Regions from separate parts of the Homo sapiens genome. Here region 2 is linked to region 1. A link is an interaction called in ENCODE POLR2A ChIA-PET data of the cell type or tissue named here. Cell type or tissue: Panc1. All regions are shown on one strand. Each heading gives the region's core, and the rest is flanking DNA. Links, peaks and the distances in the headings are about the cores only.

Region 1 (8,527 bases), core at 314-8,313:
GCAGCCGCCTCTCCAGATCCCTAGATTTTCCTGCTCTACTCAGGCTCAGGGTAGACTGAGGGGCTTAAAAGTGGCAGGCTCATCATCAAATGACATTTTTACAGCACATAAAGCATGTCGCACCTGGTACCGCCTTGAGTTCCCTCACCTGCTCTGTGAGTAAAGGAAGCCAGTGGTGGCTGTCTCATTTTGCAGATCTGGGGAGGTTAAATGACTCGCTCCAGGCCACACGGTTGGTAAAAGGCAAAGCCGAGATCACCAGGCAGGCTGTCGGACTTTAAGCCCTGGGTTCTTGATGTTAAGTCACTCTCCCTAATCATCTGGCCCATGTTAAATGCCTCTTTTATCACATGCACTGTTGTTCAGCGTTTCATGTAAAAGGTACATTCCAAGCGTATCGCTTTTCTAGCTAGAAGAGATGGTGGAACATTGTGTATAGGTGGAACACGTAGGGACGGCTGCTAAAACGGCTCCTACAAAGACTTCTGCCCCACGTGACGTTACGGGTGTTTTGTCACTTTGTCCCTAAACCACCATGCTTCCTCAAAAAGGAGCAGGCCCGAGGTGGCGCTGATGGCCCCATTGCTCAAGTACGTGTGGAAGAAGCTCATGCCATTTGCCTAAAGCTGTGGCCCCTTCCCAGAAGAGAGGGACAGGGAAATGCTGTTTGGGGGGCTGCCAGGCGGGCCAGCTTTAGCCTGCAAATGACGGGTGTCGTTTGTGTCCCATGGGGGCTACCTCAGGCCTTTCCTTTCTCCCTTCAAGGATTTTCTTATTCAGGGGAAGCCTACCTCTGCAAAACTGTTTGTCCCTCCTTCATCTGAATATTCTCTAAATATGGCGCAAAACTTCCTCTGCCACCTGCTGCTCATATTGTTTGCCCTCTTGGGCCATCCCCATTGCCACCACCTCTGCATGGGCTCCCAAATCCTGCCTGGCTGCTTCCTGTGGTGGCTGGCAAGCCTAGAAGAGAACATTCATCCAGTCAGTCAACATACATTTCCTGAGCACCAGATCTGGGCCAGGGGCAGGTGTTAGAAGATCTGTCAGGCACAGGCCTGGCCCCCAGAGGCACAGTGTTTTGAAGGGTAGGTCAACCATGAGTGGTGGGAGGGCAGTGGGGCCTATTTATTGGGGGCACAGAGGAGGAAGGCTTATCCTTCCAAGGAGGTGAAATGCTAGTAAGAGTTAAGTTGAGTAAGGTTGTTTCCACGAAAGTTGTTTTTTAGCTGGAGAAAGTGATCAGTTTGGATTCTTACACGTACTAGATGCTCAGCGAGGCCTTGAATGGTGGCACTGGTTCTCAAAGTGTGATCCTCAAACCAACATGGATTTCCTGGGAACTTGTTAGACATCCAAATTCTTAGGCTCTATCCCAAATCCTCTGAATGAAAAACTAAGAAATCTCTTTTATAAAAGCCCTTCAGGTGATTGTGACGCAGGCTAAACTTTCAGAGTCACTGAATTAATGACTGTGCACTTCTGTACCTGCTCTTTGCAACCCATCTCCACCCCCTGCCCCCTCCCTCCCTACCACATCCACCGCTGTCTTACATACACACTGTCCCTGGAGTGCAGAGAACATGACTTATTTTATTCTTTTTTTTATTTTTTCAATTTTTAAAAAAATGTTGTGGGTGTATAGTAGGCGTAAACATTTGTGGGGCACATGAAATGTTTAGATACAGGCATGCAATGTGAAATAAGCACATCATGGAGAATAGGGTATCCATCCCCTCAAGCAGTTACTCTTTGTGCTACAAACAATCCAATTACAGTCTTTGAGTTATTTTTAAATGTACAGTTGCATTATTATTGACTATAGTCACCCTGTTGTGCCATCAAATAGTGTCATGTCTTTTTCGAACTTTTTTTTTTTTTTGAGACAGAGTCTCGCTCTATCGCCCAGGCTGGAGTGCAGTGGCACGGTCTTGGCTCACTCAACCTCCACCTCCTGGGTTCAAGCAATTCTCCTGTCTCAGCCTCCCAAGTAGCTGGGACTACAGGTGCCCGCCACCATGCCCAGCTAATTTTGGTATTTTAGTAGAGACAGGGTTTCACCATATTGGCCAGGCTGGTCCCGAACTTCTGACCTTGTGATCCGCCCACTTCAGCCTCCCAAAGTGCTGGGATTACAGGCGTGAGCCACCGTGCCTGGCCCTAACTATTTTTTTGTACCCATTAACCATCCCTACCTCCCGCCAAACCCCCAACTACACATCCCAGCCTCTGGTACCCATCCTTCTACTCCCTATGTCCATGAGTTCAATTGTTTTGATTTTTAAGATCCTACAAATAAGTGAGAATACGTGATGTTTGTCTTTCTGTTGCTGGCTTATTTTACTTAATCATCTCCAGTTCTATCCATGTTGTTGCAAATGACAGGATCTCATTGTGTGTGTGTGTTTTTTTTTTTTAATTTATAAATTTTTAAACCCCCAGCCCCACAAAACACACCCCCATATACCCTCATTTCTAGTTCTTTACACATGGTTGAGATTATCCGTAATTACTGGAATGAATTGAATGATTCAGCCATGGGTGCTCCCTATCCAGTTCACCTGGTGGAGAAGGGCCGCAGTGCTATCAGGAGAAAAAAAATGGAAGCAGAATTTTTTGTGGGGTGCCTTGGCTCCATTAGTGTGCTATGTGGCCTAGGGCTGTGCGCCCAGTAGGCTCTGCAGGTATTTCTTGATGCGGCCTAAACACCAAGCTATTTCTCTCCCGCATATTAAGGGGCTCGATAGACAGGACGCCTGGACAGGGCTCTGTTCATTGTGGCTGAGGTTAGCACTCCTCTGGGTGGTGACAGACCCTGTCCCTGAGAAGGATGGCAGCTTGGTTTGTGCTAAATTAGTTCCAAAGCATCAGATGGGCAATGACGTCCTTTCTGTGTTAACATTCCCCAGGCGGGTCACAAGGAGTGGCTGAAGGGAGAGGAAGGGCTGTGTTACTCAAACACCCATCTTGCCAGTAATTACTTCTTTCCTGGCTGACCTCTGCTTTCTGTGCAAGTGTTCTCCCCTCCCTTTATTCTCCTGCGCCTGCTCTTTTACATTTTTTTCTTTCTTTCTTTTTTTTTTTTTTTCAAATTTGTTCCAATCTAGAAAACCCATCCTCTTTCAAATGGCATAATGGTTGGGATTATAAATGAGTTGGCTCAAAGTGTGCCCCCTCTAGGAGCAGCCACTGAGAGAGCATTTAATTTTGAGCATCCAGTTCAATTAAAATTCCATTTAATCCAGCTTACTTTTCACAGAGTTGTCTTCCCCAGTGAGCTGATTACCTGGAGGTGTTTCCACCAGCCTCCTTGGCCCTGGAGGAATGGGGAAGGGACTGGACACGAGGAGGGACAGAGCAGGCAGATGGGGGCTCTGCTTCCTTCGGACAGGGACTTCGTCCAACAGGCGAGAGCTTTGGGTATTCATCCACTGCAGAAAGTGAGAAGTCCAACTGAGGCTGAGGCACCCCATGACCTCCTCACCTCTGACTCCGGCCCTCTAGTGGTCGAGTCCCTCCTTAGAATTTCCACTAAGTGAATTGTCTCCAGGCTGCACTCTAGCATTTGGTTTTATTCATGTGTAAATCTTTGCTCCCCATGCAGATTGTAAACTCTTCCCCTTGCCGTCCCTGCAGGACTGCACGTAGCACATAGCACTTTGCACAAGTGTTGGGGGCCCCAGTAGGAACTAGGTGTGTGTTAAATTTAGGGGAGTCTGGTGGTAAGATTATTATGGAAAGAACCTTTCCCATCACTTTATATCATATCCATATTGGCTTTCCTATCAGCTCATTTGAGAGGAAATTCTGACCTGTCTGGACATTATTGAGTGGCTTTAAAGCAGGTTATAGGTGGCGATTTGAATACATTGACCATTTAAGCAAAGTGGGACTCATTTCTGGACTCACAGAGCTCATTAAGCAGACAGGCTGCCAGGTCTGTTTGGATGAAATACTGGCTATGCGCATGTACTGTTCTCCAGCAAGTCTAGACCTGTAGGAGTCCTTCACTGGGCTTTATGTCAGGTGTGCTTCCAGAGTGGCCTGTGGCCCTCTGTGATAAGTCGGTAGGAGGGGGACATGGTGAGGATGCTGACCTGCTCACTTGTGTCTTGACTGGGAGACCGGAATGCCTCCTGTTGTCTGAACAAGCTAGTATGGAAGTAGCATCTAGGCAAGCTGGTGTTAAGACGCAAGTAATTACTCAGAGAAATTGCTGGTGTGTCAAACTGCTTGATATGTAAGTTTCCTCCTCTTTCCTTTGTTTTATTTTTTGAGGCATAATTCAGAGAACACTTTCATCACCCCAGAACGAAACCCCATACCCACCGACAGTCACTCCCCACCATTCCTCCTCCCCCGTCTCCTGGCAACCACTAATCTGTCTTTCTGTTTCTATGGATTTACCTATTCTGGACATTTCATATTAATGGAATCCTGCAATGTTTGCCCTTTGTGTCTGGCTTCTTTCACTTAGCATAACGTTTTCTAAGGTTCATCCATGTTGTAGAAGGTATCAACATTCCATTCCTTTTTATGGCTCTGTGATCTTTCTCTTTCCATTTTATTCCTGCCCCCGCTCTTTTTCAGTTGTTCTTCCATGGCCATTCTTTCCCGGGCTCTGGGGACTATTTTCAGGGTTTCAAGGTACAAAGTGAAGTTCTGCTAGTTGTGCACTTGTGGTGCTGCCTTCGCCCCTGGCTCAGGTAGAGGCGAGGGCTGATCTCTTCTCTACCCTTCTGATATTCTTTTTCTTAAAAAATTTTTTTAATTTTTTTTTTTTTGTTCCTTTTAATGCTTGGGTCTGGACCTTCCAGTGTTCTTGTTTTCTCTGTGCCTCTGTTCATATACTCTCCCACCCCAACCACACCCTAATAGCTTTATTTATCAAACATATAAATATCCATTAAACATAAGAGTGAGGTGAGGAACACAAAATTCCATCCGATCGGGTTCTTCCCCCGTAGGAGTTTACAGTCCAGTTGGAAGATGAATAGAGCTGGCCAGAATGCAAGTAGAAAATGGGATGTGCATATAAATCATGAAATGTGAGTGAGGAGTGTTAGAAAGGTGCCCAACTACCCGGCTGTTTGACCTGAGCTTCCCAGATAGGCAAGGTTTCTGTGGGGCCGTTTAGATTCAGAAACAATTTTATTGGGGCTTTCAAGGACCATCAGGTACATGGGTCTGATTTATGTTAACTCGTAAGAGATCAGCCTATAAATGAGGTTGCCAAAGAGTTAATCTACCATGTAGCCCCAGTGGAAAAATGGACAAGACATAAACCAATAGCTCACAAGAGAAGAAAAACAAATAGCCAATGAAAACACACTCTGTAAAGACATGTGAATAAAAACTTTGTTTTTCAACCTATCAAGTTGAAAAGGAGAAAGGAAAGTAAATACTCTCTGCCCCATTTTTGGGAATGAAAACTGAAACAACCAGTTTGGAGGTTAATTTGCCAAAGACTCTTTGGTTTGCAGTGATCTGATTTTATGAATTTATGCCTAGAAAACATTCAGTGTACCCAGAGATTTACATAAAATGATATTCTTCACAATGTTATTTATAATAGTGATAAATTATAAACACATTGATGCATAGTAAAAAGGGAGTTGCTAAATCACAGAATGATTTATATTAGAATAATCACAGCCATTAAAAACTGCCTTCAACAAATATTTAAAGAAATGTGAAAAGGCTAATGATGTGTTAAGTGTGAAAAAGCAGGAATCAAAACCATATATATATGTATAGTATGATTAAAACTTTAAAGAAAATGCACATGTATAATATGCAGAGGAAAAATCAGAACAAAATAGTCAAAATGTTAAAGTGGTTGGTTCTAGGTGGTGACCATGAATAATTTTAGAAATTTACTTCTTTATACTTTATTGTGTTCCCTAATTTTTTTAAAAAAACTCATTTTTATCAAACTTCTATATGCAGATGGTTTAAAGAGTCAGCAGTTCTGGAAGGAGTTATTATGAAGAAATAAAATATTCCTCTTTACTTCTCCTGCAGAAAAGACATTTCCCACTACCCTGAGACAACCACTTTCAACTCTGCTGTTTATTTTGATAACAAATATTCTCTGTTGAATTCACATGATGACTGATGAGGCCTGAGCTCCCTTTCACACATATCTTCCACTTCCTATCCACCTTTCTGTAGGAGCTATATTGTAATTTCAGTTTGACCACTGATCAGTGTTTATATTTTTATGACTATTCACAGCTGAGCCATGTAGTGTACTATGATTATATTTTTTTTCTTGTACCACTTTCTGTTTCTCAAGTGAACAATTATCTTGTTGCTTCTCTTACTTGGTTTTCACTGTATGTCTCAGCTATTTCATGCAAAATTCACCCTCCCATGCAGCAAGTCATATCAAGTATTCTGTCAGTTTCTTCTTTTGCAGCCATCCCTCCTGCACCTTCTAACCTGCTGTAGCTGGGCTGGTGCCTCTTGCCTGCTGCACAGCTGTTATCCTGGGATTTCCCTTCAGGTTTATTAGGATTCTCTTTGCCTCTATCTCTTGTATTAGATCCCTGTTTCCAGGATCTCAGGTCTTACTGGTTTATTTCCTCACTTTGGTGGAATGTATATTTTATTAGTTTCCTGAGAAAAGAGTCATTGTAGGCAACTTTTGGGATACCTAGTATGTTTGAAAATGTTTTTATTCCTTCATACCGGACTGATACTTTGAAAATAGATTATATTTTTTCTCCCTTTGGAATTTTTAAGGCATTGTCCCATTGTCTTTCAGCTTCTATTTAAGTTGTTTAGAAGTCCCCTGCCAACCTGATCCCTGATCCATTGTCAGGAACCCATTTTTCCTCTCTGAAACTTAGGATCTGCCATTTTAACCTCCTGAAATTTCACAATCATAGGCTTTGGGGTAGGGCCTGGCTGGGTACCCACAATCTGGAAACTCATATCTTCCAGTTCTAACAAATTTTCCTGGATTATTTCTTTGGTTTATTTAGTTTCAGTCAGTCTCTTTTGTTACCCTGGAACTTCCACTATTCAGATGCTGGAGTTGCTGGAATGATCCTCTAATTATCTTACATTTCCTTTCTGTCTTTTTTCTTTATTTTGGGGAGAAATAGAAACTTCCTCAAGTTTATCATCTACCCCTTCTATTCTGTTTTTGAAATGTGATTCTATTTTTAAAGTGCCTTTTCCTGTTGTCTGGATGTTCTTTTTTTCTTTAGCATCTTCTAAGCGGTTTAGGTTTTGTTTTGTTTTGTTTGAGACAGGCTCTCACTCTGTTGCCCAGGCTGGAGTGCAGTGGTGTGATCTAGGCTCACTGCAACCTCCACCTCCCAGGTTCAAGTGATCCTCCCACCTCAGCTTCCTGAGTAGTTGGGACTATAGCTGCATGCCACCACTTCTGGCTAGTTTTTTGTTTGTTTGTTTCTTTGGTTTCTTTTTGTTGTTGTTGTTGTTGTTGTTTGGTAGAGAGGAAGTTTTGCCATGTTGTCCAAGCTGGTCTTGAACTCCTGTGCTCAAGTGATCCACCTGCCTCGGCCTCTCAAAGTTTTGGAATTATAGGCATGAGCCACTGTACCTGTCTAGTTTGTTTTTTGATGGTATATCATCTCTGATTTCTCTGAGGATATTAATGATAGTGTTTCAAATTTTTTGTCTCTCTGTGTAATCTCTAATTTTGATCTCTTTCAGGTAGTTCCTCAAATGTCTATCTGTGTTTACAAGAGTGGCATTGAGCACATGAGAAAGCATGTATGGGCAGGGCTGGTTGACTCTGAGCTTCCCTGTTGGTCAGGGTTTCTCAGCTTCAGTACTGTTGACATTGAAGGCTGGATTGTTTGTTGTGGGGGGGCTGTCTTGTGCACTGTAGGTTGTTTAGCAGCATCCCCAGCCTTTTCCCCCTAGATGCCAGCAGCATCCCTCCTCCATTGATGGCAAACAGAAATGTCTCCAGATATTGCCAGATGTTCTCCTGGGGCAACACCAGTCCTCACTTACCCCACCCCCAGTTGAGAACCACTGTTGTAGGGTGATCTGTTGGGGTCTTTTTATTGGGGAACCTGTAGGGTTAGTAGGTATTGGTCTTCCCCCTTGGGCTAGTCATATAAACCAGGAAAGAATCTTCTACTCTTCTGCCCGAGGGATTCATCCTGGGAGGCGAGTGAAAGAAGCAGAGTGTTGGAGGGGGGTCTCAATTTTCTTTGTACCGTGGCCTTGTGTGCTTCGACTGGGCCTGGTGTCTCCCATTCGGGAAGCCTAGTTCTGCCCTTACCAGAGAATAAGTATCATCTGCCTTTCACCAGGATTGGGGAGCATTTATCATGATAGGGAAGGGGAAAAGGTATTAAAAAGCAAACTCGTTCCACCCTCTTGCTTGTGGCTCCGCGTTCAGTCCAGCTGCAGAAGCAGGCGCTCTTCTGGTTCCCATAGCTTCAGACCCTCAGGGAGGTCTGCTGTGCAGTCCGGTGTTTAACTGGCACCTCATTGCTCGCTCCGAATTTGGCTCCGTGGGCCTGTTAAGTAAGTTCCACTT
Region 2 (8,527 bases), core at 319-8,318, 520 kb before region 1:
AACAGTAGCCAGATTCATTACTGATGGTATGTTCTGAGGTTTGCACCTTTGCAAACCATTCTGAGACTGCTAGCTTGTTGGCATGCACTGCCTACACCTTAGAGTGATAGCCCTACTATGTGTGGTCTCTGTACATCTTGGTTCTGGGAAGGGGCTACAAATCTGGATTAGACCCAAAGAGTCCCTTCTCGAAAGCAGCCTGTGACCACATGGGTTGTACCTCTGAAGCTGAAGGTCTCACCCTTCCTCTTCCTTCAGACAGGGTCTCCTTTGCTCTGGCTCAGCAAAATCAGAATGACCCTTGATGTCAGGGCTTTCAAGCAGAGCACATTCCCAGCTTCCATCGTCCAGGTGTCCCCATACACCACAGGCCTGCCCATAGCTCATGACACCACACTTCAGGATTTCTTTGATACCTCTAGAGAAACATCAGAATTTTTGAAGCTGGCCTGAAAGGCCAGAGCCTTCTCTGTAGCCTGAAGGATCTGAACTCCTTTCTCATAGAGAAAACAAGGTCCAGGTCTCCTGTGTGAGCAAGAAGCACAAAAGGCCAGGGCTTTGCTTGACTAGACCATACCCCAGGGCAGGCTCTTTTGTGCAGATGCTAACTTGAAACAGGACACTTTGTCCTTCCCAGTCCCTGCCTGCTCCATCCCCACCTCATAACTCCCCTCTTTAGTCCAGGGGGTGCCCTCCCAGACTTAGGGAAGGAGTGTGTGAAATGAAAAACCATTAGAGGTCTCAGCTCAAGGAGGGAATAATATTGTTGTTCGTAAATGTCTGCTGAACATTTGTCATGTATTTGGCATATGCCATATATGTGCGTGTGTATATAGTAGATGGTAAGGTAAATATAAATTACTATATATGGTGTATATGGCACGTTATATATAGTAAGTGTATATACATAAACATAGCCTAACACCATGGAGGCAAACAAGTTATAACAGATATGCATTAATTTAACATCTGTTTATCTTATACCTGCTACATGCAAGGCACAGTCCTAAGTCCTTGAGATCCAGCAGAGAACAAAAGAGCTGGAAACCTGTCCTCATAGAGCTTCAAGTAGTGGCAGAAAGGCAATAACGGATTAAAAAATCCCTGATGTCAGGTGGTGATAACAAATGAGACTGCAAAGCAGGGGAAGGTGGAAGTGCTAGGGAAAAGGTGTTTGTTTGTTGTAATCCAGGGTGGTCTCTGATGAATTACAGTAACATTTAAGCAGAACATGAAAGAAGTGGAGGAGCCGGCCACTCATATGCCTGGGGGAGGAGTGTCCCTGGCAGATCGAGTGGCCCGTGCAAAAGTCCTGTGGCAGGAGTGTGTCTGGGACTTCTAAGGAGCAGTGATGCTCTGCTCATGGTTGGAGACAGAGGGAGTTAAGGGGAAAGTGGGATGAGGTGGGGTCAGAGCGAGAGCAGGCACTCACCTGACCATTCTAGAAAAGAAAGAATAACTAGGCCGGTGTGTGGTGGCTCATGCCTGTAATGCCAGCACTTTGGGAGGCTGAGGCAGGAGGATTGCATGAGGCCAGGAGTTCAAGAACACCCTGGGCCATATAGTGAGACCCCTATTTCCACACACACACAAAATTAATTAAAAAACATTAGCCAGGTATGGTGGTACATACCTGTGGTCCCAGCTACTTGAGAGGCTGAGGTGGGAGGGTCACTAGAGCCCAGGAGGTGGGGACTGCAGTGAGCCATGATCGCGCCACTGCACTCCAGCCTGGGCTACAGAGCAAGACCTTGTCTCAAAAATAAGCTTGGGTATCTGGACAAGGCAGGACATGGCAAGCACACACTAAGGAGCACAGAGCATCCATCTCAAAACTCTCAGAGGGGAGGGAGTGTCCTCTCTGGGCTGGGGTGGTCAAGGAAGGCCTCTTGCAAGAGGTAGGACTTGAGCTGATGAGAAGGACACTGCAAGCCCGGCGGACACTTGAGATGTTCCTGGTGGGAGAAAGGTGAACAAACCTCAGTGGAGAGTTTGTGTAGGGGCCTAGTGGAAGATAATGCAGAAGAGAGATGTCGGGGCTATGTGTAGAGGGCCTCAAGTGACAGAGAAAGTTGTAAAACCAGTGGAAGCCTGGCTGTCCCCCATCCTCTTCTCCCAGTCAGCTACCTTGGCCCAGGCCCTGGTAGATGCTGACTCTCAGAAGCTCCCAGCAGCTGCCAGGACGGACCCTCCTCCTCGCCTGCCTTCCCACAGCTGGCGTCCAGGACACTTGGGTTCAGCCCCTTCATTTGCTGACTCAGATTTTCCTGTACCCATTCCAGTGATGACTATCACTCTGCCAGGGCCCCCTCCCAGCCACAGACACCCTCCCCAGACATAAGTCTCTGCGGTCTGCAGGAATTCTCTTTCCGCCTTTCTGGAACCACTGGAATCCCACAGACTGGGGTGGACAGCTATTCTTATGAAAAGTGTGGCTCCATTTCTGGACTAAACAGGCGTACTGGCGCTGAAGATAAGGATCCCAAACTCCAAGTCAGGCCTATCTGCAAGCAAAGTCTCAGCCTCGCTCACCTCTTCCCTTCTTCCATCAGTCATTAGCCCTGTGTGAGAAAGCAGGGGTGCATTGTTACCATATGACATGGCAAAAAGGGATTACCTGCTAATGCCATTTGGTTTAGTGATGCCTTGTTACATAAACTACTCTGGAGGAGTTCAAATATCCCTCAGGCGAACGCTTCCATCCCCAGGTTGGTAACACTATAGCTGAGTATTGTTTTATTTGCCATTTTTCAAAAGAGGGAGAAACATACCCAAGCCATTATCCAGCCTACCAATAATACATTTCAAGAAAACAACCGCAACTCCCAATCCTTTCTTCTGAGGGCAGGATGTTGTAGGGCTATTGTTCCTTCTCAGGCCACTCTTCAACCTACAGAAACTGGTCTGGGCTACAGTCAGATTACAGGGGGTATCAGGAGGCCTTTGAGAGTCAGGAAGAAAGTCTTACAGACAGAAGCCCAGCTCTAGCAAAGAGGGAAAGATCACTGCCTTTGAAGCTGGATACATATGTGGCCTTTAATTTGAGTGCTGGTTGGTTGTCGTTGGGCAAATGACTGAAACTCCTTGATGCTTATTTTCTTTATCTTAAAAACATAAAAAATAAATGAGGATAAGATGATGATGACCATCATAGGGTTGTTTTAACGCTGGGATGCAGTGATGTGTGTGCAAGCTCCTGGCACAGCAACTTAATACCAGTCTCCTCTGTCCTGTCTTGCATCTGCTGAGGATGAAGAAGGAGAGCAGTTGAGTGTGGCCCTGCCTGGCTGGGGGCCCTTCCTCTATAGTTATCTTCTTTATAAGCCATTTATAGTCTTGGTATAATTTTAAGGAAAAAAAATCAAGGCGCTACTTTGCATTTAAAATTCATTTTTGAAACATACTGGCAGCAAACGCCACACTATTGCAGTTAGGGAAGACAGGAGAGCAAATGTCAGGTCTTGGCAAAGTGGGGTGGGGAATTTTTTGAGTGTGACATTTGAATAAAGAAATCTAAACTAGGAAAAAAAAAAGTTTTCCCCGATCTTATCATGGTACAATGAAGAGTTGTATAAAAACTGTTTGTCCCTGCTGCATGTTTACTTACCCATGGGCAGGATATCTCACGGGCCAAAAGTTCAAACTACTGCTAGCTCCCAAGCAATGTGTGAACTTAAAATGAACTGGCTTCAGAAGAGGCTCGAAAAATGATTTGATCCACAAAGGTTCTCACCTCCCAAATGTTCTACCAATACTTGTCATGGTCTTTGGTGTAGTATTAAATATATACAATGATGGAATTAAGGCATAGTAACAACTTCACACACACACACACACACACACACACACACACACACACACACACACACACATTTTCCAGATATTTCCTTGCGAATGACCATCTTATTCCATTACATCAAGCATCTAGGCTTAGCCATGCTTTATAATGATAAAACGGAGCTCTTCTACCAACTCCAAACAGAGGAATGACAGAAGATTTAGCATGTTTTTCTTAATGTTGATTGAGTTTTCCTACTTATTGCTGTAGCAACTATGAACATCTTCAGGTTGGGAATCAGACCTTACCAATAAACATTTGAAGCGCCAATATAGTTCCTGGCTGAAAATGTCTTTTAGATGTAATTTATCTAGTTCCTTAGGTATCTGAGATACTGTTAAAATGCAATTTAGCGTGGTAGTAAGAATACGGCTTTAATGGCTAACGTAGTTGAGACCCCACCTCTGCTCAAACTAGCTGGGCAATTTTGGTCAATCTACTTCTCTGTGTTTCGGATTCTTGATCTGCAAAATAAGATAATAGTAATGAATAGACTAATTTTCAGGATTAAATGAGTGGATGCAATGTTAAGTCCTTTACATGACACACATGATTTGCTATGCTTTTAATTATGATTCTCTTCAGGTTTACCATCTCTTGCTCACCTGCTTCCCACCCAGTTTCTCTGTCTCTCTCACATCTTCCTCCAGTGAGAGCATTCGTTCCAGGGAGCTTGGAAGCCAGCTGTCAGTTCTCTGCCATAATCTTTTCACAATGGCATTTGACCCATTGGGGTTTCAGATCTCCATATGTATATTCCAAAACATTATTGCTCAATGAGCCTCCACTGAGGCCTGTTCTTCTAACCCTACTGACCATGATTTTTTAGCTGTATTCGTGGGGTTTTTTTGTTGTTGTTTTTTTGTTTGTTTGTTTTAGTAGAGGGGGAGGGGAGAGGGAAGGGAAGAGGGAGTCTGGTTCATGTTATTAAAAAAAAAATTAAATTTTGCTCCCAGGGTCTAAGTTAGATCTTTGGGTTGGCTCAGCCTTCCTCTTCCAGAAGCCTACTCTGGCTAATGTCCTCTAAAGTGTTTTTCCTGTTGTTTATTCCAGAAATAGTTCAGGATGACGATATTGACATTTGGGCTAAGGCATATACGAGGCTCTTCAATTAGACACAGGCTCAGCCTCTCATTTGCTCAGTGGCTCATATTCTCCACTGATCCAGGAGGGGGATATTTGGGTTCACACCACAGTCTGCCCTCAGTGGGGTTATTTGTGGGTCTCCGCACCATCCTAGATTTATTTCTCTGCTACTGGGATGGATTGTGGTTGTGCTTGTGGGCTGCCATGCTTGCAAGCCTGTGCTGTTTCTGGAGTTGCCATTTTTACCTACTGAGGGGAGGACATTTAATTTGAGTAAATATGTTAGAAAACTTGTTTCACAACCTGGTCAACACACCCATTAACCATGGCTGGAAGTTTCCTGAAGGCAGGGCCTGTTTGCCTCTCTGAATACACACAGTGTTTAGACACAGAACTGAACACAATGTCTGGCTCTCATGGTAGGTGCCTAGGGGATGTTAACTAAATTGAACTGAACTAGGCCTCAAAGGATGAGTAGGATTTTAGCTGGTAGAGCTGGAGAGCTAGGGGCATTCCAGGGAGAGGATCCACACAAAAGAGGAGACGAGTGGAAAGCAGGAATTGTGAAGGGTGAACAGCAATTAGACCGTAATCTGGTTACACTGGAGGGTACTTGGAGGACAGACAGATGGCAGAGCACCGTGAATACCTTAGGATAGTGTTGTCTACCTTGGCTTCAGCTTAGGATCACCTGGACTCCTTTAAAAACATACTACCTCCTGGCTCACCCCAGTTCAACTGAAATTGAATCTTCATGGTGGGGCCTGGGGGAGCACTCTGGGGAAGGGTTGAGAGCCACTGTCTAGGACTTCCAGGGACACTTAACAGGATGTAGGGAGAGCCCCACACCAGAAGACCTCTTGTACTGTAGATTGCTAACAATCTTGAGAAAATGGCAAAATCTGCCTTTAAGTCTTCTGAGCTAGAGTTTAGAATTTTAGAGTAAAACTAGAAAGAATTGGGTAATGATGGAAAGAGATCTGTTTATGACACAGAGTTAACAGACAGGACTAGTAACAATCTGAGCAGGCAGTGCTAAAGACTTACTAAGATTTCATCTCCCTCCCTTTCCCTTAATTCTAACTAACCTTTGTACTCTGAAAATCGCTGATTTCCAAAAAGCTGGCAAACTGACGAATCTCAGTTTTAAATGTAGTTCGGACTTTACCCTCTATCTAGGTCACAGCTAAAGCTGCCATATGTACCAGGAATGAGAACTTTGTAAGTTAATCAGGGCACGGTTTATATTTCCAGCATTCAAAATAAATCATTCCGTTTGCCTGTCATATTCTGACTTTTTGAAAATCATTTCTATCTGTGAGTAGGTGGCACGAGGTATTCATTTCATAAGTAGGTTTGGATTCGGCAGGTCTTCAAGTTCACAGCAGGGATGCAGTCTCCAGTTTTTCTCATATTTGTACCAGTTGTTAAGCCATAGGTTTTAAACTAACAAATGATTACCCTTGATCTTAAGAGTACTGGGTATACCCAAGTCCAAAATCAGAATTTTAAAGCAATATTAAAACAAAACAAAATCCCTTTTCATGTAATGATTGGCTCATTGGTTTTTCCTTCCATAAGTCAATATCTGATGCTTTGATTTTCTTAAGTCATGTATATTTATAGAGCCACATACACCTGTTAGACACACATTGAGTTTTCAAGAGAGAAAAACACACTTGCATATGTTTCCCTGCCCTAACTCAGTTCACATCCAGACTGGCTTCTAGAAGAAAGGAAATTTATAGTGTGGAAAGTTGCAGCATTTGCAGGAACTATGGGAATCTCAGCACATAGTCTTAGATAAATTTTACAAGTATTGGCCCAAGTAACCCACAAGGCAGTGATCTGGATCTGTTTACCAAGTTAACTGCCAAGTCACAAATAATAGCTTTTTCCCTTAACTTGGAATGAACAACATAGTACTGAAGTGTTTCCTTGTGAATACCTCTCCATATGCGTCATGACAAAATACTGTATAGATCAGTTTACATTAGATTGTTTAATTAAATTTAAAATTCTTTAAGCTGGAGGAATTTGCCCTAAAACTGTTCTGCACGGCCAACAATTTGATGTTGAAAAAACCAGCCTCCATGTTAACATGTCGGCTTGAATACTCTTATTTTCCACACTGGAAACTTACCATGAGCAATTCTTTTCAGAGGTTAGCTTTTAGTTATCAAAATGGGTGATGTCTATATCAAAGATTGTAATATAATTTGAGGTGGCAGTCCCCCTTCCAGGAATCCCATTTTATGGTTTGATTGTGTTTCTCAATATATGATCTGTAGCTGAACTCCAAATACTGACTACTGGGATTACCAGCCAAGTTAATATTAACATTATTGAAAAGAGTCGGTTAATGTGAAAAGGAAAAGTCAAAGGTGTTAAATTAGCAGTTTGTTAGGGAGCAGTACTTGCTGGTCTTTGGAGTGTGTGAATTTCATCAATTCTTCTGGCTGAGACAGGGAGTAACATCCACAGCTGACACACAGTCTGTCTGGGTGAGTTCTCCCCTCCTGTTCACTCTTTCCCCCAGCGTCCTAGTCTCAGAATGTTGCCACTTTTTATTCTTGTTGAACAGGTGAGGAAAGTAGTTTCTCCTGTTTGCTTATTGCCTGGGTCAGTTGGAGTTTTTCACAAGGAGCATTGGTAAGAAAAGAAAACAAACAAAAGTAAACAGGAGAGGTTAGAGTCCAAGATTCTGTTCCGAATTTCAATCAGGACTAGCCACAGGGTAAATTGGCCAGCAGGGCTTAAGAGGTACTTGCGCCAGCCTGCAGTTCTCTCTCTTTGCCTCTGGAAAAGCATGGCCGAGACCTGCTTTTAAAGCCCATCAGATAAACCCCTCTTGGTCCTTCTACTTAATTTCAACTAATGGCATGAGCCCTGAGTGGTATTCTCTTAAGTAACTAATGGGAGAAGAAATGTCTCCCTGGAGGCTTCTTCCATGTTACAAAACACCAGAGGCGAAGGGTGGGTGCACACTCTCAAAAGCTCAGCTAGAGACCCCCACCTAGTTCTTCCTGGCTAATCAGGAATGGTAACTCCAGCCTGACTGTGGGCTTCTTCCCAGCATCCTTGTTCACAGGCACCTCCCTGGTCAGGGTTTTGATTGCCACGCAATGTTCTTGTTTGGTGTAGCATTTTTACTAGAAGAAGAAAGTTTCAGAAACCACATTGGCCTCTGTGTAGCTCCCGTCTTTCTAAACCCTTCTAGAATTGTGGTAGTTTCCTGAGGGACCCTCTTTGTTTTGTTTTGTAACTTCATTCTACACTCACAAGGCAACTTCCCATCCAAATTAAACATTTGAAGTGGGAAAACTTTGTAGGGCCTTCAGAAAAACAGTTTTTTTTTTTCAAGGTGTTCTGTAAATATGGGATTATTACCGATCCTTGTGCCAAAGTCATGTTAAATAAAACAGTTTCAGATATGTACTTCTGACCCAAAGCCCTCTTTCATCACAATTAGGTCCTTAATCTGTTCTAGGAGTATTGCCATAATATTATCACTCTAATTACAGCCCCTAAAAATGTGAAATATGTTATATAACTCAGAGCTCGTTTGGACTTCTTACAGTCATGCTTATATGGCAAGACAAA

Evidence for each region. ChIA-PET counts read pairs that join two places held together with the same protein. Peaks named below come from ENCODE experiments on the same cell type or tissue, not always from the same donor. Only the 100,000 strongest peaks of a DNase experiment are listed, where the experiment ranks them.
Region 2: POLR2A ChIA-PET joins it to region 1 with 11 read pairs; 3 of 35 experiments call an interaction of 5 or more read pairs at or near these places.

What each region holds. Positions count from the first base shown.
Region 1 is chr2:46,551,717-46,560,243 of GRCh38, forward strand. The region is part of intron 2 of RHOQ (ras homolog family member Q); the gene reads left to right. Among named protein-coding and RNA genes, the nearest start is that of ATP6V1E2, 13 kb to the left of the region's middle. RefSeq lists an enhancer at 6,272-6,321. In Panc1, for the core only: CTCF peaks have their summits at 3,474 (motif pointing left), 3,674 and 4,719; no DNase peak of the experiment used is centred there.
Region 2 is chr2:46,034,832-46,043,358 of GRCh38, forward strand. All of the region lies in intron 10 of PRKCE (protein kinase C epsilon), which reads left to right. Among named protein-coding and RNA genes, the nearest start is that of EPAS1, 260 kb to the right of the region's middle. In Panc1, for the core only: no CTCF peak of the experiment used is centred there; no DNase peak of the experiment used is centred there; H3K27ac peaks cover 2,805 bases.